Regions from separate parts of the Homo sapiens genome. Here region 2 is linked to region 1. A link is an interaction called in ENCODE POLR2A ChIA-PET data of the cell type or tissue named here. Cell type or tissue: Panc1. All regions are shown on one strand. Links, peaks and the distances in the headings refer to the core of each region. The heading gives the core; the rest is flanking DNA.

What was found. Peaks named below come from ENCODE experiments on the same cell type or tissue, not always from the same donor. Only the 100,000 strongest peaks of a DNase experiment are listed, where the experiment ranks them.
Region 2: POLR2A ChIA-PET joins it to region 1 with 11 read pairs; 2 of 35 experiments call an interaction of 5 or more read pairs at or near these places.

Annotation. Positions count from the first base shown.
Region 1 is chr10:100,353,896-100,368,453 of GRCh38, forward strand. It overlaps SCD (stearoyl-CoA desaturase), which reads left to right. Exons shown (of 6, transcript NM_005063.5): 4 at 532-737; 5 at 2,637-2,869; 6 at 6,839-10,931. The coding sequence ends at 7,038. Among named protein-coding and RNA genes, the nearest start is that of OLMALINC, 12 kb to the right of the region's middle. RefSeq lists an enhancer at 682-1,182. In Panc1, for the core only: no CTCF peak of the experiment used is centred there; no DNase peak of the experiment used is centred there; H3K27ac peaks cover 4,714 bases.
Region 2 is chr10:101,953,780-101,969,254 of GRCh38, forward strand. ARMH3 (armadillo like helical domain containing 3) reads right to left here. Exons shown (of 26, transcript NM_024541.3): 21 at 3,871-3,953; 22 at 2,818-2,944. Among named protein-coding and RNA genes, the nearest start is that of ARMH3, 95 kb to the right of the region's middle. In Panc1, for the core only: no CTCF peak of the experiment used is centred there; DNase peaks (open chromatin) are centred at 7,983 and 8,432.

The DNA.
Region 1 (14,558 bases), core at 1-8,000:
AGGTCGTTTGAAAATGCAGTCATGATCACGAGTTGCATGCCTGGCCTTGTTATTGGGTTGTATGAGCTCTTTTGCAAGGCACCAGAATGGTGCACCCTGCAGCTGCAGCTTATCTACTGATTGAGACCCTAGGACACAAGGCTGCCTGCCTCATGTTCCCCATGCCTAGGGATTAGGTACCCCATGAGGATCTTTTCCAACATTCCTTGCTTAAAGAATTGCAATGTTCTCACTTCTTGAAACTCTCTGAGCTCTGTATGATTTACCTCCGTTCCACCCACCATATAACTTTCAAGAAACAGCAGTTCTATTGCTATGGTCCTGGGACTTTAAGTTGCTTTTTTCTACTTAAGCTTCAGTGGCAAGTTGGGAGAAGAAGGGAGGCAACTCCATGACTCCTTTGGAGCCCAGATTCCTGGGTATTTTGTGAGGTTGGGCTGAGCGCCTTGGGCTCTTGATACCTGTCCATTGGGATTCTCCTAATAGGGTGTCTATCCTCAAGCCTTACATTCCTCTTCTCTCTCTCCCCAGAATGATGTCTATGAATGGGCTCGTGACCACCGTGCCCACCACAAGTTTTCAGAAACACATGCTGATCCTCATAATTCCCGACGTGGCTTTTTCTTCTCTCACGTGGGTTGGCTGCTTGTGCGCAAACACCCAGCTGTCAAAGAGAAGGGGAGTACGCTAGACTTGTCTGACCTAGAAGCTGAGAAACTGGTGATGTTCCAGAGGAGGTGAGTGAAGCCCTGATGGAGGTGGGGATATGGCCCTGGCACCTGGTCATTAGGGACCCCATTTTTTCTCCTGAGACTTTCAAAATATAAGCTGAGAAATTTGCTGGGTTTGCATGTTCACAATCTTAATTTAAAATCCCAATTTTTAACATCCCACGGGCCCGTAGCCATAGACTATTGCTCCATTTCTTTCTCTCTGACTATCTTAATTAAACCCATTACATTCAAGAGATGTTTATTGTCCTAGGACAGTCATAGATTCAAAGATGATTATAGCCTAGTTGCCTAGGTTTGTTTGTTTGTTTTTGTGTTTGTGTTTCAACAGTCTTTCTCTCTTGCCCAGGCTGGAGTGCAGTGGCACAATCATGGCTCACTGCAGCCTTGACTTCCCAGGCTCAAGCAATCCTTCTACCTCAACCTCCTGAGTATCTGGGACTACAGGCACACACCGCCATGCCTGGCTAATTTTTTGTGGGGACAAGGTCTCACTCACTATATTGCCCAGGCCGGTAGCTTAGTTCTTACCTTCAAAAAGTTTGTAGCCTATCGGGGTGGAGAGATAAGCCAAGTATCCAGATAACCATGGCATAAGGCAGAATATTTTCTGTACTATGAGAGGTACAAAGGGGAGGGAGATTGCTCAATGGGCAACACCAAGGAAGTGATATGAAATAAATAGTGTTGGAATCCACCAACGGATAGAAATTTTTACAACTATGTGTGGGGAGAGACAGTGCAAACAGAAGAAACAGAATGAGCTAAAACACGAAGCATGTTCCAGCAATAGAGTCCTTTTGCTTGAAGTATAGGGTATGGGAAGAAGTAAGACTGGAGAGACTAATGCCATTCTTGTCGAGTCCTAAAAGCAGACTTAGGACTTAATTCAATAAGCAATAGGAAGCCATTACATCTTTTGAACTGCAATGTGGCATAGTTACGGACGTGCTTTAGGAAGGCTGCTTTTAGAACAAGTGTAAGAAACCACTGAGCCAAAGTGAGAGGTAGGGACATAAGTTAGGTAATGAGGACCCCTGCTAGCGAAGCAGTGGCAGAAATGGAGAAAAGAGTTGGGTGCAGGGAATGTCAGTGATGTAAAAGTCAAAGACTTGACTGCTGAAGGAATGTAGGGAATCAGTGCCCTTGGAATGTCAATGGCCTGGTCTACATTGAGAATGAAGACTGAGAAAGGGCTTCCTGAGGGACAGAGAGCTGCAGGTGATCAAGGACACTCAATGGGTCTCTGAGGGAAAAGAAGACCAAAGAATTAGGGAGTAGCTAGCAGAAAATGGAGGCATGACACTAAACACAGACTGAAAAAGAGTGCTGATTAGAAAGAGAAAGGAGCCCAAAGGCAGATGGGAAAACCAGCCAAGGATGGAGAGACGTCTGTTCATTAGTTTGTAGTTTGGACCTCACCTATCTTACCAATGTGGTATTATGCTCTAGTAAAAAGTCAGCGATGGCCGGGCATGGTGGCTCATGCCCGTAATCCCAGCACTTTGGGAGGCTGAGGCGGGAGGATTGCTGGAAAGTTCAGGCATTCGAGACCAGCCTGGGCAACATAGTGAGACCTCATCTCTACAAAAAATTAAAAACTAAATGGGCACGATGGTTCATGCCTGTGGTCCCAGCTACTCAGGAGGCTGGGGTGGGAGGATCTCTTGGCCCAGGAGTTCAAGGCTGTGGTGAACTAAGGTCACGCCACTGCACTCCAGCCTTGGCAACAGAGTGAGACCCTGTCAAAAAAAACAAACAAAAATAAATAAAACAATGAACTTAGAGTCAGACAAGCAATTCAACATGGAAGAAAGACAGCCCATCCCCTCCCAATTAGTGTGGAAGATCCATGTAGGTGTGGAGTCCCCCTCCATTGACCTGGTGTCTGGTCTGTCAATGTAGGTACTACAAACCTGGCTTGCTGATGATGTGCTTCATCCTGCCCACGCTTGTGCCCTGGTATTTCTGGGGTGAAACTTTTCAAAACAGTGTGTTCGTTGCCACTTTCTTGCGATATGCTGTGGTGCTTAATGCCACCTGGCTGGTGAACAGTGCTGCCCACCTCTTCGGATATCGTCCTTATGACAAGAACATTAGCCCCCGGGAGAATATCCTGGTTTCACTTGGAGCTGTGGGTAAGTCAGCTGTCCAAGTAAGACTACATCCAGTGGTCTGCTGATTAGGGGATTAGGCTAGGAGCCAGAAAAACTAGATAAATCTGTTTTTTATGGCTACTTTGTATCTCAGTTTTTCCACTATAAAATTAGGGGGCAGTATACTGGAAAACGCTTTTGAGAGTCAGGCAACATGTTTTATGTAAAAATGAAAGGATAAGAAACAAAACACAAAAAAACACTGATTTTGATTCCAGGTTCTAAAACAATTTCCAAATGCCATGTATGCTCCGGGCCCGGCGGCTCATGCCTGTAATCCCAGCACTTTGGGAGGCTGAGGCGGGCAGGTCACCTGAGGTCAGGAGTTTGAGACCAGTCTGGCCAACACGGTGAAACCCTGTTTCTATTAAAAAGCAAAACAAACAAACAAAAAAGAAAACCAAATGCCATACATGATGAGCACCTTAGAGTTTTCCTTTCTTTCATCAACTCTGGGCTGGACTGCAGTCTTGCTTGAGGCAAGGAATGCATAAATAGAACAATGGGATCATCTGAGTGGCCAGTAAGCCTGGTGTTTTATGAACTTCAAGTATGCACACAAAGTATTTTTTATCTTTCCACTCTACTCAGATATGCCTTGCTTTAAGAGTGTGCCGTGCCTTACTGTTTGGTGATGCCATTATGAAGGGCATCAAAATAACTGCTGGTGGCCCTTTACTACCACCTACCCTCTTGTCTCCTCTTGTCCTCTATTTTTCTCTCTTCTACTTCTATTCTGGGCTAGGAACATCCCTTCCCCCAACATGCCTTCAGGAATCTCCCAATAAAGCAGTGTGATCACAAGTTCCTGCTCAATTCTCTAATGTTGATCTTATCTTTTCTCTTTTCTTTCCTTTCATTTTCTTTCTTTTCTTTTCTTTTCCTTTCTTTTCTAATGAGACAGGGTCTCACCATGGTGCCCAGGCTGGTCTTGAACCCTGGGCTGAAGTGATCCTCCTGCCTCAGCCTCCCAAAGTATCTACATTTTTTTCTCTGTCCCTCTTTCCAACTGAATATAGACTTTCACCAAGGCCCTGAATGAATTTTCCTTAAATAGATCTGGCGACCTCTTCTTTCCAGTAATTGGTGCTATTGGTCATTCAATAATATCTAGACAACCACACTACTCCACACATTTAGGCAGGTCATTGCCTAACACTCATTTTCTTTTTCTCTTTAAAAATCTTCCTTTATATTCTCAACCTTAACCATCTTTATTATCTTTTAAATTGTTGTTGAGACAGTCTCACTCTGTTGCCCAGGTTTCAGTGCAGTGGTGTGATCACAGCTCACTGCAGCTATGACCTCCTGGGCTCAAGCGATCCTCGGGGTTCAGCCTCCCAAGTAACTGGGATTACAGGTGCATGCCACCATGCTTGGCTAATTTTTCTATTTTTTTGTAGAGACATGGTTTTGCCATGTTGCACAGGCTGGTCTCGAACTCCTGAGCTCAAGTGATCTTCCTGCCTTGGCCTCCCAAAGTGCTGGAATTATAATAGCCGTGAGCCACTGCGCCTGGCCTACTATGTTTATTAAAAGGATTTATTGCCTGTAATCCCAGCACTTTGGGAGGCCGAGGCGGGTGGATCATGAGGTCAGGAGATCGAGACCATCCTGGCTAACAAGGTGAAACCCCGTCTCTACTAAAAATACAAAAAAATTAGCCAGGCGCAGTGGCGGGCGCCTGTAGTCCCAGCTACTTGGGAGGCTGAGGCAGGAGAATGGCGTGAACCCGGGAAGCGGAGCTTGCAGTGAGCCGAGATTCCGCCACTGCAGTCCGCAGTCCGGCCTGGGCGACAGAGCGAGACTCCGTCTCAAAAAAAAAAAAAAAAAAAGATTTATTTGTCTAGGCGTGGTGGCTCACACCTGTAATCCCAGCACTTTGGGAAGCCAAAGTGGGTGGTTCACTTGAGGTCAGGAGTTAGAGATCAGCCAGGCCAATATGGTGAACCTCTGTCTCTACTTAAAAAAAAAAAAAAAAAAAAGTACAAAAAACTTAGCCAGGCATGGTGGCACGTGCCTGTAGTCCCAGCTACTCAGGAGGCTGAGGCAGAAGAATCGCTTGAACCCGGGAGGCAGAGGTTGCAATGAGCCGAGATTGTGCCACTGCACTCCAGCCTGGGTGACAGAGACTCCATCTCAAAAATATATAATAAAAATAAAAGCATTTTTTTTCTCTCTTTTTAACTTTCACATATCTCTTTTCAGGCACCTTCTTACCATTGTGCCTATTCTTACTTTAACCCATGATTAAAATAAATCATATACACTGTATAAATCTGAGATTATCATAGGAATGGAGTTTCTGGCATGAGATGTTTCCTGTATCGCAAATGGATCTATAATGACCTTCCCCACCTCCAGCCTCTGGGTGGCCATGAGTTCAAAGTGGCTGCCAATATCTGACCTGTTGTTGTTATCATTCACTCCTCCTTGCCTGCTGCTTTCCTCCCTTATCACCTCACCCTTTGTTCTCCTCCAGCTCTGTTTCCTGCCACCCTAATCTTTTTGTTTCTTGAATTACCTCCCCCACTGTCACATGCTCATCTTCTCTGCCAAATTAACCTTCTCCCTTGAGCCTTTCTTGGGCTGTCTCTTGCTGCCCCAGTTGCAAAGTCCTGTCTTCTTTCTACCCGTTGACCCTCTTCTTTTTTTTTCCTCCCTTGTCTCTGTGTGCATCTGATTCCATTTTAAATCTGGTAACCAAAGGCCTGGCTAGTGCTTACACACAGCCCAGCTGCAAAACCATTAATGGACATTAATAATCCTCAGTACCTTTATTCCTGGCATTCTACCCCCCTCCTCCCCAGTTCACACTGCAGATCATCAGGTGTCACAGAGAGAGGACATACCTTGAAATGCCCTAGATGATGTCATTTACTTTGCAGGACTTCCTTGCCTTGCTTCTGATTAATGTCATGACTGGTCTGTCTGAGGGTACTGTTATCTACAAAGAGCCAAATATTAGCTCTTAGTAGCTATTCTTTATCCATGCCTGATTAGGGTCAGTATTATTTTTGGCTGTGGTTCAGAAAGAAGAGTCCTGCCAAGCGTTGGCAAACTCTCTATCTGTCGAGTTTCCAAAGCTTTACACGTTAGAGAAATTGCTGTGAATCCAGAATTTGTTTGTTTTCCTCCCTCCAGCAAAGTGAAATGTTCATCCCAAGAGTCCTCAAAATCTCAGAGGTTACAGGGTATTTTTCTTCCTCAGAGAGCTTCTGTTTTATCAGCACCTCCCCCACACCAGGGTCAAAGCTCAAAAAAGTTGGAGCAGCCCCTGGGAACTGCAGTGGCTGAGGACATTCCAGCCCCTGGGCTGGCCTTTCTTCTGATCTTTGGCTGCAGGGCCCACTCTTTTGGAACCTCCCACCCCTAGAGGTGGTTCCAGTGTGGTGGGGAAAGGTGTGCTTCTTTACTCATTTTTTTAAGAGTCATAGCCAGAGTGCTTCATTCTGCAAGGACGTGCACATGCACATGCACACAGAGCCTTGAGGGCAGGGCCAAGAGTGAATTTGGAATTTTCCAACCTGATACCCATTCCCAAAAGTAGGAGCTTCTCTCTAGTCATTTTATCCTCTGAGAAACTGTCAGTTCTCCTCCCACAAGGCTCCCAGACAGCCACGGGTGACCAGGGTCTCCAATCACTCCTTAAGATGCCTTTGACTGGCTGGGCGCAGTGACTCATGACTGTAATCCTAGCACTTTGGGTGGTCAACGTGGGAGGGTTGCTTGCAACATGGCAAGACCCCGTCTCTACAAAAAAAGTAAAATAATAAAAGTAAAGATGCCTCTGAGGGGATCTGTTTGGTTCATATTAAAAGAGACTGAATTCATCCATTCAACAATAGCGAGTTTCTCCCAGGTGTGAGGTACCCTGCTAGCTAACTGGTGTGCACAAATCAAGAAAACCTCAATGCACCGTCACTCCATAACTTCTCGCTTTTGTTTCAGGTGAGGGCTTCCACAACTACCACCACTCCTTTCCCTATGACTACTCTGCCAGTGAGTACCGCTGGCACATCAACTTCACCACATTCTTCATTGATTGCATGGCCGCCCTCGGTCTGGCCTATGACCGGAAGAAAGTCTCCAAGGCCGCCATCTTGGCCAGGATTAAAAGAACCGGAGATGGAAACTACAAGAGTGGCTGAGTTTGGGGTCCCTCAGGTTCCTTTTTCAAAAACCAGCCAGGCAGAGGTTTTAATGTCTGTTTATTAACTACTGAATAATGCTACCAGGATGCTAAAGATGATGATGTTAACCCATTCCAGTACAGTATTCTTTTAAAATTCAAAAGTATTGAAAGCCAACAACTCTGCCTTTATGATGCTAAGCTGATATTATTTCTTCTCTTATCCTCTCTCTCTTCTAGGCCCATTGTCCTCCTTTTCACTTTATTGCTATCGCCCTCCTTTCCCTTATTGCCTCCCAGGCAAGCAGCTGGTCAGTCTTTGCTCAGTGTCCAGCTTCCAAAGCCTAGACAACCTTTCTGTAGCCTAAAACGAATGGTCTTTGCTCCAGATAACTCTCTTTCCTTGAGCTGTTGTGAGCTTTGAAGTAGGTGGCTTGAGCTAGAGATAAAACAGAATCTTCTGGGTAGTCCCCTGTTGATTATCTTCAGCCCAGGCTTTTGCTAGATGGAATGGAAAAGCAACTTCATTTGACACAAAGCTTCTAAAGCAGGTAAATTGTCGGGGGAGAGAGTTAGCATGTATGAATGTAAGGATGAGGGAAGCGAAGCAAGAGGAACCTCTCGCCATGATCAGACATACAGCTGCCTACCTAATGAGGACTTCAAGCCCCACCACATAGCATGCTTCCTTTCTCTCCTGGCTCGGGGTAAAAAGTGGCTGCGGTGTTTGGCAATGCTAATTCAATGCCGCAACATATAGTTGAGGCCGAGGATAAAGAAAAGACATTTTAAGTTTGTAGTAAAAGTGGTCTCTGCTGGGGAAGGGTTTTCTTTTCTTTTTTTCTTTAATAACAAGGAGATTTCTTAGTTCATATATCAAGAAGTCTTGAAGTTGGGTGTTTCCAGAATTGGTAAAAACAGCAGCTCATAGAATTTTGAGTATTCCATGAGCTGCTCATTACAGTTCTTTCCTCTTTCTGCTCTGCCATCTTCAGGATATTGGTTCTTCCCCTCATAGTAATAAGATGGCTGTGGCATTTCCAAACATCCAAAAAAAGGGAAGGATTTAAGGAGGTGAAGTCGGGTCAAAAATAAAATATATATACATATATACATTGCTTAGAACGTTAAACTATTAGAGTATTTCCCTTCCAAAGAGGGATGTTTGGAAAAAACTCTGAAGGAGAGGAGGAATTAGTTGGGATGCCAATTTCCTCTCCACTGCTGGACATGAGATGGAGAGGCTGAGGGACAGGATCTATAGGCAGCTTCTAAGAGCGAACTTCACATAGGAAGGGATCTGAGAACACGTTGCCAGGGGCTTGAGAAGGTTACTGAGTGAGTTATTGGGAGTCTTAATAAAATAAACTAGATATTAGGTCCATTCATTAATTAGTTCCAGTTTCTCCTTGAAATGAGTAAAAACTAGAAGGCTTCTCTCCACAGTGTTGTGCCCCTTCACTCATTTTTTTTTGAGGAGAAGGGGGTCTCTGTTAACATCTAGCCTAAAGTATACAACTGCCTGGGGGGCAGGGTTAGGAATCTCTTCACTACCCTGATTCTTGATTCCTGGCTCTACCCTGTCTGTCCCTTTTCTTTGACCAGATCTTTCTCTTCCCTGAACGTTTTCTTCTTTCCCTGGACAGGCAGCCTCCTTTGTGTGTATTCAGAGGCAGTGATGACTTGCTGTCCAGGCAGCTCCCTCCTGCACACAGAATGCTCAGGGTCACTGAACCACTGCTTCTCTTTTGAAAGTAGAGCTAGCTGCCACTTTCACGTGGCCTCCGCAGTGTCTCCACCTACACCCCTGTGCTCCCCTGCCACACTGATGGCTCAAGACAAGGCTGGCAAACCCTCCCAGAAACATCTCTGGCCCAGAAAGCCTCTCTCTCCCTCCCTCTCTCATGAGGCACAGCCAAGCCAAGCGCTCATGTTGAGCCAGTGGGCCAGCCACAGAGCAAAAGAGGGTTTATTTTCAGTCCCCTCTCTCTGGGTCAGAACCAGAGGGCATGCTGAATGCCCCCTGCTTACTTGGTGAGGGTGCCCCGCCTGAGTCAGTGCTCTCAGCTGGCAGTGCAATGCTTGTAGAAGTAGGAGGAAACAGTTCTCACTGGGAAGAAGCAAGGGCAAGAACCCAAGTGCCTCACCTCGAAAGGAGGCCCTGTTCCCTGGAGTCAGGGTGAACTGCAAAGCTTTGGCTGAGACCTGGGATTTGAGATACCACAAACCCTGCTGAACACAGTGTCTGTTCAGCAAACTAACCAGCATTCCCTACAGCCTAGGGCAGACAATAGTATAGAAGTCTGGAAAAAAACAAAAACAGAATTTGAGAACCTTGGACCACTCCTGTCCCTGTAGCTCAGTCATCAAAGCAGAAGTCTGGCTTTGCTCTATTAAGATTGGAAATGTACACTACCAAACACTCAGTCCACTGTTGAGCCCCAGTGCTGGAAGGGAGGAAGGCCTTTCTTCTGTGTTAATTGCGTAGAGGCTACAGGGGTTAGCCTGGACTAAAGGCATCCTTGTCTTTTGAGCTATTCACCTCAGTAGAAAAGGATCTAAGGGAAGATCACTGTAGTTTAGTTCTGTTGACCTGTGCACCTACCCCTTGGAAATGTCTGCTGGTATTTCTAATTCCACAGGTCATCAGATGCCTGCTTGATAATATATAAACAATAAAAACAACTTTCACTTCTTCCTATTGTAATCGTGTGCCATGGATCTGATCTGTACCATGACCCTACATAAGGCTGGATGGCACCTCAGGCTGAGGGCCCCAATGTATGTGTGGCTGTGGGTGTGGGTGGGAGTGTGTCTGCTGAGTAAGGAACACGATTTTCAAGATTCTAAAGCTCAATTCAAGTGACACATTAATGATAAACTCAGATCTGATCAAGAGTCCGGATTTCTAACAGTCCTTGCTTTGGGGGGTGTGCTGACAACTTAGCTCAGGTGCCTTACATCTTTTCTAATCACAGTGTTGCATATGAGCCTGCCCTCACTCCCTCTGCAGAATCCCTTTGCACCTGAGACCCTACTGAAGTGGCTGGTAGAAAAAGGGGCCTGAGTGGAGGATTATCAGTATCACGATTTGCAGGATTCCCTTCTGGGCTTCATTCTGGAAACTTTTGTTAGGGCTGCTTTTCTTAAGTGCCCACATTTGATGGAGGGTGGAAATAATTTGAATGTATTTGATTTATAAGTTTTTTTTTTTTTTTTGGGTTAAAAGATGGTTGTAGCATTTAAAATGGAAAATTTTCTCCTTGGTTTGCTAGTATCTTGGGTGTATTCTCTGTAAGTGTAGCTCAAATAGGTCATCATGAAAGGTTAAAAAAGCGAGGTGGCCATGTTATGCTGGTGGTTAAGGCCAGGGCCTCTCCAACCACTGTGCCACTGACTTGCTGTGTGACCCTGGGCAAGTCACTTAACTATAAGGTGCCTCAGTTTTCCTTCTGTTAAAATGGGGATAATAATACTGACCTACCTCAAAGGGCAGTTTTGAGGCATGACTAATGCTTTTTAGAAAGCATTTTGGGATCCTTCAGCACAGGAATTCTCAAGACCTGAGTATTTTTTATAATAGGAATGTCCACCATGAACTTGATACGTCCGTGTGTCCCAGATGCTGTCATTAGTCTATATGGTTCTCCAAGAAACTGAATGAATCCATTGGAGAAGCGGTGGATAACTAGCCAGACAAAATTTGAGAATACATAAACAACGCATTGCCACGGAAACATACAGAGGATGCCTTTTCTGTGATTGGGTGGGATTTTTTCCCTTTTTATGTGGGATATAGTAGTTACTTGTGACAAGAATAATTTTGGAATAATTTCTATTAATATCAACTCTGAAGCTAATTGTACTAATCTGAGATTGTGTTTGTTCATAATAAAAGTGAAGTGAATCTGATTGCACTGGGTCTGGGAGTTTCTTTTGGCTGTGATTCAAAGTCTTGGGATTTGTCTCTGGCTCATATCTATGTCTGTACCTTTAAGAGTATAAAAGAAGTAGAAGTTACAATGGTTGACTCATACCCCATTAACCTGCCCTGCTGTCCTAAAGGTAACTTTAGGTTAAACTCTGGGACGCAGGAAGCCAGGAGTCTGCTGCCATTAAATCAAACACATTAACACCAGCTGGCAACTTGGCCCTGGGGAAGTGCCAGGGTTCTCGGGTGTGTCACGTGGTCGGTCACATAGACCTAAGATAAAGACACTGGGAGAGGAAAAGACCAGCAGGAGAAGCGCTCCCTGGGAAAGCAGTTTTTTGCTCTTGCCCAGGCTGGAGTGCAATGGTGTGATCTGGGCTCACTGCAAATTCTGCCTCTTGGATTCAAGCATTCTCCTGACTCAGCCTCCCAAGTAGCTGGGATTACAGGCACATGTCACCATGTCCGGCTAATTATGTATTTTTAGTAGAGATGGGGTTTCACCATGTTGGTCAGGCTGGTCTCGAACTCCTGACCTCAGATGATCCACCTGCCTCGGCCTCCCAAAGTGCTGGGATTACAGGTGTGAGCCACTGCGCCCAGCCAAAAGCAGTTCTTTACCTTGCAACCCAGGCTGGGCAGTCCAGCTTTTTCCTGTTTCTGAAAAGTAGTCACCTCTAGGGAATAAAATGGCTTCTTGAGAATGCTGATATGCACAGCAGAAGGAAGAAAGGAAAACCAATCCAAGGAACGGCTTGTATGTTCCTGGAGCAGAGGGCTTCATGCTCACAGGTGCACAAAGTGGAAACGGTTTTGGTTTTTGGTTTTTCCTTTTAGCTTTTAATACTTTTAAAATTATTTTTCTTGAAACCGGGTCTTCCTCTGTTGCCCAGGCTGGAGTGCAGTGGTGTGATTGCAGCTCACTGTAGCCTCAAACTCCTGGGCATAAGTGATCCTTCTGCCTCAGCCTCCGAGTAGCTGAGACTACAGGCATGCATCATCACGCCTGGCTAATTTTTTTTAGTTTTATTTTTGAAGAGGCCGGTCTCACTATGTTGGTCAGGGTGGTCTCAAACTCCTGGGCTCAAGCGATCCTCCCAAAGTGCTCGGATTACAGGCATGAGCCACCACACCCAGCCTAGCTTTTACTATATTTTATCTGATAATCCTTTTATGGAAAAAAGAAGGGCAGACTCTTTTACAGTTTGAAGAAGCTCCATATTCCATCAGGAGCCATCTTGAGCAATACCTGGGTTTCTAAGAGCTCCCCAGAGCCAGTTCTCCAGCTCACCTTGCTTTCTAATCTAAGGTTGCCCTCACCTTGGACAAGAAGCACGAGTCCCTCAGAGTAATTCAGAGTATCCAAACTCAAAAGTCTATGTACATGGAGGCCTTGCTAGACCTTAATGGTGACATTTTCATCAATATCCGGTTTTCTGCCATGAGTCCCTATCCCTCTTTTTCTTAACATATTCAAGCCAGAATATTTTTTCAGCCATTCTGTAACTGCACAGTTTCTTCCAAGTCTCTACTTTGTCTCCCATTAACTAGGATCCAATATATTTATGTATTTATTTATTTTAATTTTTGAGACGGAGTCCCCCTCTGTCACCCAGCCTGGAGTGCAGTGGTGCGATCTCACCCCACTGCAACCTCTGCCTCCTGTGTTCAAGCGAGTCTTGTGCCTCAGCCTCCCGAGTAGCTGAGATTACAGGTGCCCGCCACCACACCCAGCTAATTTTTGTATTTTTAGTAGAGACGGGGTTTTGCCAAGTTGGCCAGGCTGGTCTCGAACTCCTGACCTCAGGTGATTCACCCACCTCGGCCTCCCAAACTGCTGGGATTATAGATGTGAGCCACTGCACCCAGCCTCAATTTATACAATTTATCCTCACTGTTCTCTTTGCTGCTTTCTGTTTCGTTTTTGTCTTTTGTTTCAGACAGTGTCCTGTTCTGTCACCCAGGCTGGAGTGCAGTGGTGCAATCATGGCTCACTGCAGCATTGAACTACTGGGATCAAGCGATCCTCCTGCCTCAACCTCCCAAGTAACTGGGACTACAGGTGCACACCACCACATGTGGCCTTTGCTACTTTCTTATTTCCTCTTATTTCACAATTGGCTGAGCTCCCTCTGATTAAACACACCTCCATGCTTCCTCCAGGAATCTGTATTTTGCATATCTGTTATTTCATCTGGGGCTGTTTTCTTATTATTAGCTGCAAAAGTTCCAAAGAGGAAGAAGAAAAAAGATATATCAGAGAGGTGGAAAAGAGTTGATCAACATGGTCAACTGAATTCAAGACAGAGAAGGAACATGTGATGAGCTTACCTGAAAGGGTGATTTGTAGAGTAAGAGCTCTTAGGGGGACAAAGTAATGAACCCTGATTTTGATATGTTTCATATGGGAAGGTATAAGGAAGTTAAGGTTCTGTTTAGGAATCAAGATTAACCGTGGGGCAAAAGGACAAAAAATAGATTAAGGTAATAATGGAGAACAGCATAGAAATGAAATTCCCAATGCCCAAATGGCCACCAGTTTTTTCACGTTTCCCTAGAAGAACCAAGATAGTTCCTAAAGATGTCTGCCAGGATAGAAAAGGAAGAGGCATCTAGATTGGAAAGGAAGAACTATCTCTATTTGCAGATGACATGACTTTGTATACAGAAAATCCTAGAGAATACACACACATACACATATTAAAGCTAATAAATGAGCTCAGCAAGGTTGCAGGATATAATAATATCAATATGCAAAAAATCAAGTGTATTTCTAAACTGGCAATCAATAATTTGAAAATGAAATTAAAGAATTCCACTTATAACAACACCAGAAAGAATAAAACAAATAGGAATACGTTTAACAAAAAAAGTACATAAGTTTGTTACATTGAAAACTACAAAATGCTGTTGAAAGAAATTAAAGAAGGCCTGCTAAATAAATAAAAAGAAATCCCATGTTCATGGATTAAAAGACAATATTGTTAAGGAGGTCATACTCCCCAAATTGATCTACAGATTCAAGGCAATCCTTATTAAATTCCAGCTCCTTTTTTTTTTTTAGAGAAATTGACAAGCTGATGCTAAAATCCATTCTAATTCAAGGGACCCAGAATAGCCAAAAACAAATGATGCAAAAAAGCACAAAGTTGAAGGACTTACATTTCCTGATTTCAAAATTACTTCAAAGGGTCAGTAACGCAGACAGTGTGGTACTGGCATAAAGACAGACATATAGATCAATGACATGAAAGTATAGAAATAAACCCATACATCTATGGCCAATTGATTTTTGACAAAGATGCTTAGACAATTCTATGAAGAAAGAATAGTTTTTTCAACAAATGTTGCTGGGACAATTGGATATCCACATGCAAAAGAATGTTGGTCCACTACCTCACACCATGTATAAGTATTAACTCAAAATGGATCAACAAAAACTATAAAACTCTTAGGAGAAAACATAGGTGTAAATCTTCACCACCTTGGATTAGACAATAATTTCTTAGATACGATGGCAAAGGCACAAACAACAAAACTTTTAAAAATAGGCCGGGCATGGTGGCTCACACTGTAATCCCAGCACTTTGGGAGGCAAAGGCAGGTGG
Region 2 (15,475 bases), core at 4,190-12,189, 1.6 Mb after region 1:
GAATGTAAAATAGAACATGCATTTTGGAAAACGGTTTGGCGGTTTCTTATATAGTTAAAACATACTTACCACAATACCCCAAAATCCCATTGCTAGGTACATAACCAAGTGAAATAAAAACCTGGGTTCATGCTGGGCACAGTGGCTCACATCTGTAATCTCAACACTTTGGGAGGCCGAGATGGGCAGGTTGCTTGAGCCCAGGAGTTCAAGACCAGCCTGGGCAACATGGCGAAACCCTGTCTCTACTAAAAATACAAAAATGACCCAGGCGTGGTGGCATGTACCTGTAGTCCCAGCTACTTTGGAGGCTAAAGTGGGAGGATTGCTTGAGCTCAGGAGGTAAAAGCTCCAGTGAGCCATAATTGTGCCATTGCACTCCACCATGGGTGAAAGAGAAAGACCCTGTCTCAAGAAAGAACAAAAACAAAAAAAAACCTTGTATTCAATAAGGTACAAGAATGTTAACAGGAGCTTTATTTATCATCGCTAAAAACTGGAAACCTTCCAAATGTCCTTCACCTGATAAATGGATAAACTAAGATGGCAATTCATACAATGGAATATTACTCTGTAATAAAAAGGAAGGAACTACTGATAGATGCAATGACAAGGATGAATTTCAAATGAAATACTATATGAAAGAAGCCAGACTCAAAAGGTTATATCATTCCATCTATAAGATGTTCTGCAAAAGGCAAAACCAAGAGAACAGAAAACAGATCAGTGGTTGCTAGGGGTTGTGCGTAGACAAAGGAGGTGACCTCATATGAAATTTTTTGGATAGTGAAACTCTTCTATATCTTGATTTTTGTGATAATTACACTACTATATAAATTTGTCAAAACTCAAAACTGTACATTTAAAAGGGTGGTTTTTGCCATATATGTAAATTACGGCAAAATTTTATTAACCTCAAAAAGGTTAATAAAAAACAAGTTTTTTTCAGCATAAGTTTATACTTTATATAAAACAGAGCACTGAAACATGCTATCTCCTATTGTTTGCTGTGTTTCACTTTCCTATTTGTGCCCTCCTAGTTAACATTTTTACTCCCTTGGCAGATTTGGACATTCACAGGTATCTTCTCTTATCTTGTTGCTGTAGCTACAAGGGTTTATCTCATTTGACTAGTTACATATGGCCCAGTTGAGCAGGTATGTCAGACTTTTATAAAATATCTCCCCCACTCCAACTCTTTCCTTTTCTCGTTGAAAAGCATCTTTATTCATCTACCAATGAGTGCTAAAACCTCTGGGGCTGCTCTTTACCCTTGGAAAATTCTACATTCTACATTCTCAGGAAGTTGGTGAAGCCAGGCAGATGCAAACCACACTAGGGTAACCTGAGCACATCTAGCCAACGTGAAGTCTATTAGAGAGTTCTTATGTAAGGCTGCCAAGCTCCTAAAAAAAAGAGATGGGTCTTGATGGGACAACTGAGATTTGCTGTTGCATGGGCAACTGACTTGATGCTAAAGCTATTACAATGAGAGAGAGGAGATATTTTAAAAACCTGGGTCCTTGTAGACATTGTTGAGCAACTGATCATACCATTCTAGAATTGTCATATAATTTTCCTACTCTTTAAGATGGTTTTAAGTCCGAGTTTTCTGATACTTGCCATTGAAAACATCCTACTAATACAAGGCCCTACTTGCACTGCCTAAGACATTATAGCAAAGGTTCTCTTATAAAGTTCTCTTAAAAGTTTTCCTTCACTTCTCTAAAAAATAAAGTATACTAGAAAAAAAAATATTTTCCTCCCAGGCAATCCTTCTTTTCCACTGCTGCTTCTATTCTTTCTCCTGGTACTTTTTCCAAATCCTCTCCAGTTTCCTCATGATACAGGAGTCCCAAGGAGAGGTTGGGATTTTCACAATTAATCTCATCACAAAGGATGAAGCAAACCAATCTACAGTGACAGAGGCAAATCAGTGGTTGCCCAGGGATGAGGCACAGTGGGTGAAGGTGGTGAAGGAGACATGAGAGGATTCTAAAGAGATACAAGGAAACTTTTCAGAGGTGACGGATATGGTTATTATCCTGATGATTGTGATAGTTTCACATACGTACACATATGTCAAGACTTATTAAAATTTGTATAATTAAAATGTGTGCAGTTTATATGTCAATTATACTTCAATAAAGCTAATAAATTTGCGCTTTAAAAATAAGATAGTTTTACTGAGTGGCTGTTTCTGTGCAATCTACAGAGATTTTTCCTTAACCTTTATACTACAGGTAGAATTAACTAGGCCCCTATTCCAAACTTATAGGGACACATGAATTCTTTCAGAAATAAGTTATACTTGCTGTAGCTTGAGAGTACATTTTCAGTGAGCCAATCACCAAAAGATTTGCAAAAAAAAGATTTTTATCTAATGCCCACTTCCACTTGTAAGTTATGCTAAAAATACATAGGTACACTAAGATTCCTTAAAATCCTGGACATCCGCAAATTACACAATGTTCTGGGATCCAAGTTCTTTTATTTGCTGCTGTCAATTCCCACCCACTCTTTCACCTCCTTCTCTCTGGCATTCAATGAATCCACAAGCCTCCCTATTCTCTCTCTCTCTCTCAGCAACATCAACAAAGGGCTGCTAACCAGCTTTACACTGAGATGAAATCTGAATTCCTAAAGGCAAAAAGGCCCACATGTACCTTCCTATTGCCTGAGAAGAGGAGACTACTATATTTCTGTGCCACACAGGGCACCAAACAACTAGAGGAGAATCTTTCGTAGTCTTTTCCTCTTATATGCCAAAAGCTAGACAAATGGTGGAGAGAGGAGTAAAAAGAAAAGGCAGCTTACCCATGGAGTAGAGGTTGTCAAAGCTCTGGTGCATGCGGATAATCTCATAGTAAAGTTCATCATAGCTGCTGGGGGTTGGCAGAAATGTGTCGCCATATGTGATAAACATATTAAATAGGTTCACAATCTAAAAAAGAAGGAAAGGCCCATATATAGGCATCAGGCTATGAAGACTAAAAATTATCAGTGGTATGCTGTAGCCAGCTCTTACTGTCTTGCAAGAGTTGACTGTAAAATTTTCAGGAATTTTGTAAGCCAGTTGTTAAACACAGCCATTATTAAAAATTTCACTCATATAAACTTATAATTAAATAAATTATATTAAAATGAAAGTAATAAATATTAAAAACTTATCACTTCCTAATTATTTTCTACCTTTTACTAACCTATGCTCTGGAGATTTATAACTATTATATCTGTGTGGTGCAAACATCATATAATGGTGTGCTACTGCACATTGCTTCCCAACTCTGCATGACTCTGATGTCACATTGATAGCTTGAAATTGGCCATGGTGGGTGTAGCTCTACAATGAAAATCAGCAAATGCTACGAATCAAGACTTTTTTTCCCTCTAATGTTGAACATTTAAGAACACATTGTATAATATCCTAAGAAGATAGTCAAAATGCACAATGGCCTCCTTCTATCCCAAATAACCAGCCAGATAAGCAAGCATCTGTAATGTCCCTCAGAAACCAAGTGCAGCCATGATGGAACCTTCAGAGGGTTTGCTATTTACCAACATAGAGACCGCAGTAGTATACAGCAGTCTCTCAATTGGGACCAAGGCTCACTATTCATACACAGAGATCTAACCTATACCCACCCCTGCCAGACAATATATTTTCATGAAGGAAAGAGAGTCATGCAGAGTTTGCCAAAGACATAGGTGAGAGTGGGGACCACCAGTCCAGATTCGGATCCAAAAAATATATATAGGTCTGGTTCCCTCTATGGCTTAGTCCCCAGACCACCAGCTCCTGTTTCAAACCAGTGCATTTCTGCCTTAGCATATGGCTTCAGAAAAAGAAGTATTTGTTTTGATACTCACCATAAGGGCTAATGTAAAAATGTTGTGTTTGGCCAAAAGTACAGTCTCATTTGACATAAGGAACTTCAGCAAATTTATCAAGGCTTTAAAAAAAAAAAAAAAGACATCAACAAGCTATTCAAACCATGATTAATAAAGTTAAATAAAAACAGACTAGCTCTAAAAAAAATCCAGAAGGTTAGAGTGAGTAAGTCTCAGCCACCAAGGTCTTTTAAAAAGCAGGTAAGGTAGGTATATTTGAGGAAAGCACTCACCTTCCCAAGCACGTGTCTGCTTATCTGTTCATGGAAGGTTTTGAAATAGCTACTTCTTTTTGCCACTTCTTAAATAGCAATTAAGCTCAGAAATCTGACTATAAAACTGACATCTTGGTGTTTCAAATTTACTCCCACATGGTGATTTCCCCATCAAATTTGCTCAATTTACAGGTGAAAATGAGGGTCCCCCTTCCACCCTCAGCTGCTAGCTTCTATTGTCATCAAGCTTTAGACATGTATCTGTTTCAGACATCATTGCTAAGAGGAAAATGTATCCATTCTAACTGGTCACCAGATATAGCAGCTATACTGTATGTACTCCTCTAGATGAGGAGAGCTCATAAAGAGAAAAAAAGCCCTTAACTGCTCTAACTATTCAAACAAAGTGAAGCTTGCGCTGACCTCTCGTTACAGTGACAACATTTATTGAAATCTCTTTCTGCCTGGCAATTCTTAGCGAGGGGAGAGATTCCTAAAACCCAAGCAACCTCAATAAAGAGACTGACTGCCAAGTCCCTAGTTTAGCAGTGCAGCTTCAGACATTTTTGCAAATAAATATTAAGCATAAAAGAAGTTATCAGTTACCTTATACTCATTCACCTAGCACATTTTGTCCATGAAATGAGTCCTGCTTCTCTGCCCATCTCAGATAATGCCCCTGTACCTACCTCCCCTACTTGATGGGATACTATAAAGGGGTTCAGCAGCTGCAGGCAATCTGTGGTCCTTCTGTCTTCTCCCCCACAAACCCCCACCTTCCACAGACCCAAGAAAAGGCTTGACCTCTCTTTTTCTAGGACCATATCTGCTTCTTTGCCAGCAAAGAAGTTCATTCTCCCATGCTGTCAGAGTTTTGTGTGAAGTTTACTACTCTTAAAGTAGAGATGTGAGCTTTGATTTGGAACAGCAGGGAATGATGAGTAGGAGTGAGACTCTCCAGACTCTTGCTGCCTACCACACAACACCCCTCACTCTCAATCCTTTAAAAGCACAGGTACAGTAAAGAAACAGCAGGCAAGGAAAGTACAAGAGGCTGGCTTCACCCACATTCTGTTTCTAAAGCCTGAATCTTCCCCTCAAATAGTAAAAAAAAGCCTTGCCAGGCATGAAGGAGATAGGCATCTTCATTTATAAACTCTTTACCCCGGCCCCAACTTGAGTTCTCTGGGGTTTCATAATGAAAAGGCAAATGATAGGCAGCTGGCCCTTTTAATGGTGTCTGTTAAGTGATCAAGTATCTGTTGGACTGGGGGGACAAAAAGGCTCCAAGGGAGCCCATTCAGGATCACACAACCTGCTTAGCTCCTACCAGGAGCACAGGAATAATGGGGCTAGCTAAAATTCACATAAAAATGACTAACCCAAACTTCCCTCCTTAAAGAAGATCACCTTGCTGAGTGAGCTACGTGGGGGCTGCCCACCCCACCACCTAATCCCCAGAGTTTAGACAAGCCCTGTTAATGATATACTACCTGACAATCGGACTCTATAAAATCATAGAGGCGAGAGAAAGGGATGGGCAGCACGCTTGGCACTCTGCAAAACGTAATGGCTAGAGACAAAGCAGCTTTTGCACACATCCCATCAACAAGGGCTTTTGTCCCCAGGACACACAGCACAGAGATGCAGCCTCAGCAGTGGCTATGTGGTAATTAAAGGGCAGGAAACCTGGAGGAAAGGATGTGGGAGCAATGATTTATTGCTCCTCTGCTGGACTACAGCTAGTCTTGATCTCTGGGATTCAGAATCCAGGATGACAAAGTGAGAAATATTAGAGGAGGAAGAGAGCAACTCTGGCACGGGCAACCTGTGTCCCAACTGCCACAGGCATTAGCGGAGCCAGAGTATTGAAAGGGAGAGTCCAGTACCACAATACTCTGAGAGTCAGTGCCAGAGTGGCTTGCATTCTGCCCCTGAAAATGCAGGTCAGATATTCTGCTCCCCCAAGAACCAAGGTCTTCTCACTTGGAAGTAAGAATTCTCTACAGGGGCTGGGCGCAGTGGCTCACGCCTGTAATCCTAGCACTTTGGGAGGCTAAGGCAGGCAGATTGCCTGAGTTCAGGAGTTCGAGAACAGCCTGGGCAACACGGTGAAACCCTGTCTCTACTAAAATACAAAAAATTAGCTGGGCGTGGCGGTGTGCGCCTGTAGGCCCAGCTACTCGAGAGGCTGAGGCAGAAGAATTGCTTAAACCCGGGAGGCGGAGGCTGCAGTGAGCCGAGATCGCACCACTGCACTCCACCTTGGGCGACAGAGCAAGACTCCTTCTCCAAAAAAAAAAAGAACTATCTACAGGGAATTTAATAGGCAACTAAAATGAAGCCTCTGACATCACAGATGGTAATTCTTCTTCAAGAGAGAATGTCCCAAATATCCCATGAAATAGTGCTTTTCTCCATCATAATCTCCTTGACTTTGCACTCACTATATCAACTGTTCAGTGTCCTATACACCACTACACACAGATTCTAGCCTCTGACCTGATATGATGGGAGTTTTAAGTCTGTGAGGCTTTGACATAGCTGATTATAGATTTTTAGAGCTAGAAAATGCCTTAGGTCATTTAATCCGATTTCCTCATTTTTGGATAAGAAAACTCCATGCCCCATTCCACCCTCACCCCAAACTAGCTGGTGACTAAGCTGGGACTAGGACCTTGTCACCTGTTTAGTGTTCTTTCTACCATGCCATTAAGAAGATAAGCCAGGTACAGTGGCTCATGCCTGTAATCCCAGCACTTTGGGAGGCTGAGGCAGGCTGATCATGAGGTCAGGAGTTCGAGACCAGCCCGGCCAAGATGGTGAAACCCCGTCTCTACTAAAAAATACAAAAATTAGCCAGGCACGGTGGCGGGCACCTGTAATCCCAGCTACTCGTGAGGCTGAGGCAGGAGAATCGCTTGAACCTGGAAGGCGGAGTTTGCAGTGAGCCGAGATTGCACCACAGCACTCTAGCCTGGGCGACAGAGCAAAACTCCGTCTCAAAAAAAAAAAAAAAAAAAGAAGATTAAACAAATAAAGGTGCGAGATCAAGCTGAACGTGAAAGTGGGGTTACAGCTTACTATAAATGGTGTGCTTAGATCTGCTGACTATACTGTTATCAGCACTTCTCTAGACTCTGGTTTATAACTTTCTCCACCTGTTGGCTGCTCTACGTCATTTTCATGTATTTGGTCCCCATTTTCCCTTGGTCCTCAGCTACCTGTTAAAGTACAAGTATTTAATACCTCATTATCGCCTTCCTGTCACTCACTGGCAACACAAAAAGACTCCCAGAAGCTTTGCTCAGCACGAGCCACCTCAGCAGGCCTCTCTGCCAGCTCCTTGGCCTGCTCTCTGCTGTCTTATCTACATCTCAGCTCTCACCTCCACCTCTCTATCCCTTGTGGCTGCTTGCTCTCTCTTTTTTTTTTTAAGCACATAACTATCAACTAAAACTGTTCCTAATTCCCTCAGTCAGTGTTGCCTTCTTCAAAATTAGGTACTGCCAATGGAAGATGATTGGATATGGACATTAAAGGGAGCCAAGATCCCCTTTCTTTAGAAAAAATCAGAACCAAAACAAAAAAATATGGGTATAAACAATTAATAACCAGGTTTATTTATAAACTATTATGGACCGAGCTTTGCACAGGGTTTATGCCAAAAAAGACAGGTTTAGGCCAAAGAAGAAAATGCCCTGTGTCAGGAGCAGTTTCAAGGACAGCAGAGAACTGGCACTCAGGATCTCAGTGCCAACACAGAGCTCATGCTAACAGGCTCCTGACTCACCCCCTCTACATACACACACATTTTTAGAAAACTGCCCTTGATCCACTTGTCCACTTGATGTCATCTGGGCACATGACCAGCCAAATTGTTCCAAGGACACTCACAGAAGTAGCAGTACATACAGGGAAGAATTAAGATAACTAAAAAATAAGGGGATGATTGCATAAACATAGTACGGTTAATCAGTCATACATCTGTAAGACTTTGCAATCAAGTACAGTAAATGTTGCAGTCATGAAGATATGAGGGACAGGATGTACCATTTAATTTAATCCTTTGCCTTATCATGTTTCTCATTGTTAAATAATAGTTTCTAAAATGAAGTGGGGCAAAAGGGCTAATACAGGATTCTTCACCAAAGGCCTGACTCCTGGTCTGAGAGATTTCCAACGAAGCATGACCTTATGGTATAGAAACTTAACACTGTGTAAACAGCTTTGCCCATTAGGTGAGCAATGGCTGCTCACTCCCTCAAAAGAGAATGGCATAGCTTGTCGCAGAGAATATCCTTTTGGGTAAGGGCAAGCTTGGTAGTTGAGACTTTCCAAACCTGAAGAGATAATGCCCATGGGCCCATACTCCACATCCCTGGGAATGCGCTGTCCCAAAATACCAACGTGAAGAGACACATCACAGAGGAATGCATCATTTCCTCCAGAAGAATGACAACTACTACAAGTTAATAACTGTGTCCAGAAGCTCACACAGAGCATCTCAAACTTTCCTTTTTTTTTTTTTACCCTCTATCTGATACCTTAAAAAAAGACACTTAACTACAGAAATCACCTTCCTCAAACTACATTCACCTCTTTTCAAAGTAAGAAATACCATGGTCATAAATGGCAGGAAAGGTAACACTTATTAGGTGCTTGCTAGGTGCTAGATATTATGTAAAGCACTTAAATTATATTCTTCTCACTGAATCCTCTTAACTATCTGATGAAGTAGGTATTATTGTTCCCATTTTACAGATGAGCAAATCAAAATTCAGAAAGGTTAAATAAATTACCCAAAGCCAATATGCTGGTTGGAGCTAAACTGCATTAAGGACAAATCATGCTGGGGAGAAGAAGGTCTCTGAACTCCCACTGCTGAGGTCTATGAAACTGTATTGGATCCACCCAAACTTCAATTTGAAAAATATTTGTTGGGGATACAGGAGCTATCTAGGGCCAATATCTATATTTGCCACCAAAAACCATACTTTGATCACAATTCCACTGATTAGCCCCTCACATAACAAAGTGACCAAAGGAAAAATCCTATAAGCTCAGAGTACATGTCTTTTTTTCTTTTTTTTTTTTTTTTTGAGACAGAGCTCAACTCTGTCACCCAGACTGAAGTGCAGTGGCATGATCTTGTCCCACTGCAACCTCCACCTCCCGGGTTCAAGAGATTCTCCTGCCTTAGCCTCCCAAGTAGCTGGGATTACAGGAACCCATCACCATGCCCGGATAATTTTGCATTTTTTTTTTTTTTTTTGAAACAGAGTCTCACTCTGTTGCCGAGGCTGGAGTGCAGTGGCACGATCATGGCTCACTGCAACCTCCACCTCCCGGGTTCAAGCCATTCTCCTGCCTCAGCCTCCTGAGTAGCTGGGACTACAGGCACCTGCCACCACACCTGCCTAATTTTTTGTATTTTTTATTTCACTGTGTTAGCCAGGATGGCCTCCATCTCCTGACCTCGTGATCCGGTCGCCTTGGACTCGGCCTCCCAAAGTGCTGGGATTACAGGTGTGAGCCACCGTGCCCAGCCATTTTTGTATTTTTAGTAGAGACGGGGTTTCACCATGTTGGCCAGGCTGGTCTCGAACTCTTGACCTCAGGTGATCCACCCGCCTCAGCCCTACAAAGTGCTGACATTACAGGCATGAGCCACTGTGCCTGGCCTATTTACTTATTTGTTTTTATTTTTTATTTATTTATTTTTGTTTTTGAGATGGAGTTTTGCTCTTGTTGCCCAGGGTGGAGTGCAACGGCACGATCTCGGCTCTCCGCGACCTCTGTCTCTTGGGTTCAAGCGATTCTCCTGCCTCAGCCTCCCGAGTAGCTGGGATTACAGGCATGGGCCACTGCACTTGGCTGTCTCCTGGTAGTAGTTTTAAAAGGTCAACTTAAAATAAGGTGGTAGTAGGCTACTGACCTACTTATTTTATGCCATTTCCCTTTCGTTAAAGTAGGGGTTCTCTTTTTCTTTCTTTTTTTTTTTTTTTTGAGACGGAGTCTTGCTCTGTCGCCCAGGCTGGACTGCAGTGGTGTGATCTCGGCTCACTGCAAGCTCCGCCTCCCAGGTTCACGCCATTCTCCTGCCTCAGCCTCCCGAGCAGCTGGGACTACAGGCGCCCGCCACCACGCCTGGCTAATTTTTTGTATTTTTAATAGAGATGGGGTTTCACCGTGTTAGCCAGGATAGTCTCGATCTCCTGACCTCGTGATCCGCCCACTTCGGCCTCCCAAAGTGCTGGGACTGCAGGTGTAAGCCACTGCGCCCGGCAATTTTTGCATTTTTAATAAAGACAGGGTTTCGCCACGTTGGCCAGGCTGGTCTCAAACTCCTGACCTCAAGTGATCTGCCCGCCTTGGCTTCCCAAAGTGCTAGGATTACAGGCATGAGCCATCACTCCTGGCCAGCTCAGAGTACATGTCTCTAAATGTCTTAGGACTTCACTCCACTGGCCTAAGATAATTAAACGCACACAATCTCAAAAAAACAAGCGATTGCAGGAACTCAAACAAGTATTTGTACACCCATGTTTACAGCAGCATCATTCACAACAGCCAAAAGGTGGAAGCAACCCAAATGTCCATCAAAAGATGAACGAATAAACAAAATATGGTATATACATATGGCAGAATATTACTCAGCCTTAAAAAGGAAGAAAATTCTGACAACATAGATGAACCTTGAAGATATTATTCTAAGTGAAATAAACCAGTTACAAAAGGACAAATGCTGTTTAATTCCACTTAAATGAAATACCCAGAGTAATCAAATTCAGAATTAGTGTTGCCAGGGTCTGGCATGAGGGGGAATTAAGAATTATTGCTGGCCAGACACGGTGGCTCACACCTGTAATCCCAGCACTTTGGAGGCCAAGGAAGGTGGATTACCTGAGGTCAGGAGTTCAAGACCAGCCTGTAACATGGTGAAACCCCGTCTTTACCAAAAAAAAAAAAAAAAAATTAGCCTGGCATGGTGGTACACACCTATAGTCCCAGCTACTCGGGAGGCTGAGGCAGGAGAATCACTTGAACCCAGAGGCGGAAGTTGCAGTGAACCAAGATTGCACCACTGCACTCCCACCTGGGTGACAGAGTGAGACTCCATCTCAAAAAAAGAAAAAAAAAAGTTTTTGTTTAATGAGTACTGAGTTTCAGTTTGGGAAGATAAAAAAAAGTACTGGAAATGGAAGGTAGTGATGGTTGCACAATGTGAATATACTTAATGCCACTGAACTGTATGGTTAAACATAGTTACAATGATAAATTTTATGTTTATTTTACCCCAATTAAAAAGAAAAACAAAAGGTCAATGTTTTTCTTTCCACAGACACTCCCAACAGCCTCACAAACACTCCAGTCTCACTTTCTGTAACCTCTGCATAACTGACTGGCTGACATTCACGTCAAAGTACACCATACTAAGTACAGGGACAAACACACAAAGATGCTTCCTCACTGATAGGTAAAAGGAAAGGAGCCAAATATACTCAATCAACAGAGAGCCCATGAACTTGAGCAGGAATGCAAATTCAAAATGAACCCCGGGCAGCCTTCAAGGCAACACTGTGGCAATCTTCAAAATAATCACCAAAGTTCACCATCCAAACTAACAATGCACTAAATACCAACACTATCCTACAAAATCCTCAGGGACTCTGGGTTTGATTCCTAATCCTTGCTGTTTCATCTGTTATACTTAATGAGGTTCCAAGTACTCTTAACTCTGCACCAAGTGAAGAACTGAGAAATTACTGCAGTAAAATATTTGAGGTATTATATTACACATTAAATACGTTTAAGTTGTAGGGAAGTGAGTGCTCAATACACACTCATTTCTTCATTGGCAAGTCTTTCATACCAGGCCCCTTGAAAACTTATTTTCTGGGCTGTTTTTCAGGAACTCCAAATTGGCTACAACTGCTCTCTTTTGACTCTGTACTAGAGGCAACTATCAGTCTCACACTCAGCTTCAGCCCATGTTCCCTTCCTTGGGGAGTCCTGTGCATCATATCTGCTGAAAGAGTATGACAACAGTGTGTAGAGTTCTGACTTTTCTGTATGCACATGCAGATAGAATATAGAAGAGTGTACAGGTTCGGGAAGCTGAGCCAGGACCAGGCACTCTGATGGTTCCCTAAGTCCCACGTGAATTCCTAGAGATAGAAGCAGACAATCTAATTTTTTTTTCTTTTTCTTTTCTTTTTTTTTTTTTTTTTTTAGACAGAGTCTCACTCTGTCACCCAGGCTGGAGTGGTGCAGTGGTGCAATCCCGGCTCACTGCAACCTCCACCTCCCGGGTTCAAGCGATTCTTGTGCCTTAGCTTCCTGAGTAGCTGGGATTACAGGCATGCACCACCACACCTGGCTAATTTTTGGTTTGGGTTTTTTTTTTTTTTTTTTTTTTTTTTTTTGAGACAGGCTGGAGTGCAATGGTGTGATCTTGGCTCACTGCAACCTCTGCCTCCCGGGTTCAAGCAATTCTTCTGCCTCAGCCTCCCAAGTAGCTGGGATTACAGGCGCCCGCCACCACGCCTGGCTAATTTTTGTATTTTTAGTAGAGACAGGGCTCCACCAGGCTGGTCTCGAACTCCTGACTTCAGGTGATCGGCCAAAGTGCTGGGATTATACGTGTGAGCCCCTGCGCCCAGCCCACCCTAATTTTCAAATAGGAAGAGTTGAATACGATCCATCTGAGAATCCTGCCATCTTACACAGTGCCCCCAACACACACCCCACAAGGAACCTTTTTTGCAGAGCTGTTCCTAGCATTAATACACAATGAGAACTTTCCCAGAATTTTTTCTATCCTGCTTTGAATTCAGGAGGAGGGAAAAAAGGTAGCAGCAAATTGTGTTGCCATGTAGCAGTAGAATGAATAATGGATATGAGAACTTCTCCAGGACTAAAACCTGTCCCCCACATTAAGGTAAACCAGGTGCAGAGAGGAACAAGCCAACCACAGGAAGACACAATTAAGTGGTAGCTCAGGCCTCTGCCTCAAAAAAGGAGAGGGGAGGCTTAATTATAAAACCAAGTGAATGACATTTAAATAAGATTAAAAACAGGAAAGAGACAGCCTCCAGGAGAGCACAAACTAATATCTCCAAAGAATCAGGTCAGAGAAAGCTGTCTATTTGAGCAGCTTTTACATGCTATGAAGACAAACAGCAAAGACAACACTCACCCAGACTTGATTTTGTGACCTGGCATGGAGCTAGGTTTAGGTACCACAGAACCCAAATCAAAACCTGTTCATTAGGAGAGATGGATAATTTCACAGTGACTAATAAAAGAATAATATTACCATCTCAGTTGCTTAGGAGAGAAGTCAAGAAACTCAAAGGACACGATGAAAATAGCACTAGTGTAACAAGCTCATGCCACCAAAACCCTGGAAGCACTATAAACTCTAGCCAATTCCAGCATCTCTGGACAAAATCACCAATTACCCAGGGACATTGCCAGCAATCAGCAGGCTCACTGTCAATCAGCAGAGTGGTGCAGGAGAGAATCTGAAGCCAACACCTGCCAGTAGAATAATTTAAAAATACTCAGCCAGATGCGGTGGCTCAAGCCTGTAATCCTAACACTTTGGGAGGCCAAGGTAGGTGGATCACAAGGTCAGGAGTTCAAGACCAGCCCGGCCAACATGGTAAAAGCCCGTCTCTACTAAAAATACAAAAATTAGCCAGGCATGGTGGTGTGCGCCTGTATTCCCAGCTACTCGGGAGGCTGAGGCAGGAGAATTGCTTGAACCAGGGAGGCAGAGGTTACGGTGAGCTGGGATCGCGCCACGGCACTCCAGCCTGGGCTACAGAGCAAGACTCAGTCGTGGGGGGAGCAGGGGGCGGGGAACAACTCTAGGTGGCTTTTCAGAATACAGGCATCTGTCTGGATGCAAGCCTAAGCACTTCACTGACACAGAGGCCAAAGAATCAAACAAGAAAATGAAATGGCTCTGGCTGTATGCTATCAGCCTCTCCAGGTGAACACAGCACACAAGTCAGTATGTCAACAGCCTGCACTGACTAAAGGCTCCACATTCCTCTAAATGAGTCAGAAATAGAACAAATCCTTTCTTTAAACGGAAATCTGCTTCCATCCTTACCATTTTCCTTGCAGTCAATGTGTATCTGCTAAAAAAAAAAAATAAATAAGGTTCTCAACCATCTTCCATTCCCCATTTTCTTGCAGACAATGCAAACCTCACAATTAGCACCCAGCCTCTTCTTTTTCATGAAAATGAGTTTCCACATGAAAGTTCCCAGATCCTAGACTTTGGGAAATGTAGGGTCCCTGTGCAGCTGCCTCTAACCAAGCATGCTCAGGAGCCACTGCCTTCTTCTAGGGCCCTATACCACCTGCTCCTTTCCCCCCACCGTTTCCTAAAGGAGTGATAGCCAAAATCACCCTTTAAGAAATCTAAAAGTCAATGAGACCATGTCTCAGTGGAGCCATCTGACACAGAACCAATAACTTTACTTTTTGCCAAAATGAGGTAGGACCAATAACAGACTTGTCTTGCTCCCTCGAGATCCAGAGAAGGATGATACCTTATGAAACCACATGACATGTCCCTTTGAAACTAATATAGGCAGAGTAACCAAAAGCACAGCTAATCCTTCCCTGGTCCCTTTTACTTGACAAAATGCTCATGGGCCTATGAGAGTTGACATTTTTCTGGATAGGAAGTGACTGCATGCACAGAGAAAAGAACAAAGTGATTTCTTGCTCTTTTGGGGGCTTTTACGTGGGAATCTTTTTCTCCCTGTAACAGGCTAAACCTGTTAGAGATTCTTATCTTTTGCTTCTGCCAAGTTTCTGAGGGGATGAGAGAAAGATTCAAAATAGTGTAAATTTTGGATTCAGCCAAATGTAGTGATTTGAAAGGGAAAAAAGCTTCCTGGCATTCCTTTTTAGTCCTTGGGCTTTCTATACTGCTGTAGACAATATTTCATAACTACATTATAGAACCAGAAAGATACCTTCTAATGCCCCTGAATTAGAACATTCTAATTTTGAGAGGAATTGATCACCCATAGAGGAAAAGAGGCTCTCTATTTTTGCATATGGAAGCTAAAGCAGTCTTAATTAGGCACATCAGCCTAGAATATATCTTGTGACATATTTGCCTAAATCAGAGAAAATTTAGCAGAATGAGGAAGAGCAATTTTAAAAACAAGATAGAAATAGCAGCTGCCAAAATTCCCCTTCCCATCTACTCTAGTTTTTACTGCTATGTTCTTTCCCGCCTGGATACTCTCTTCAAAACTAAAAGAAGCAATGTTGTAGAGTTATATAAGATGTCATCACTGGAGGAAGCTGGGTGAAGGGTACATGAAACTCTATAT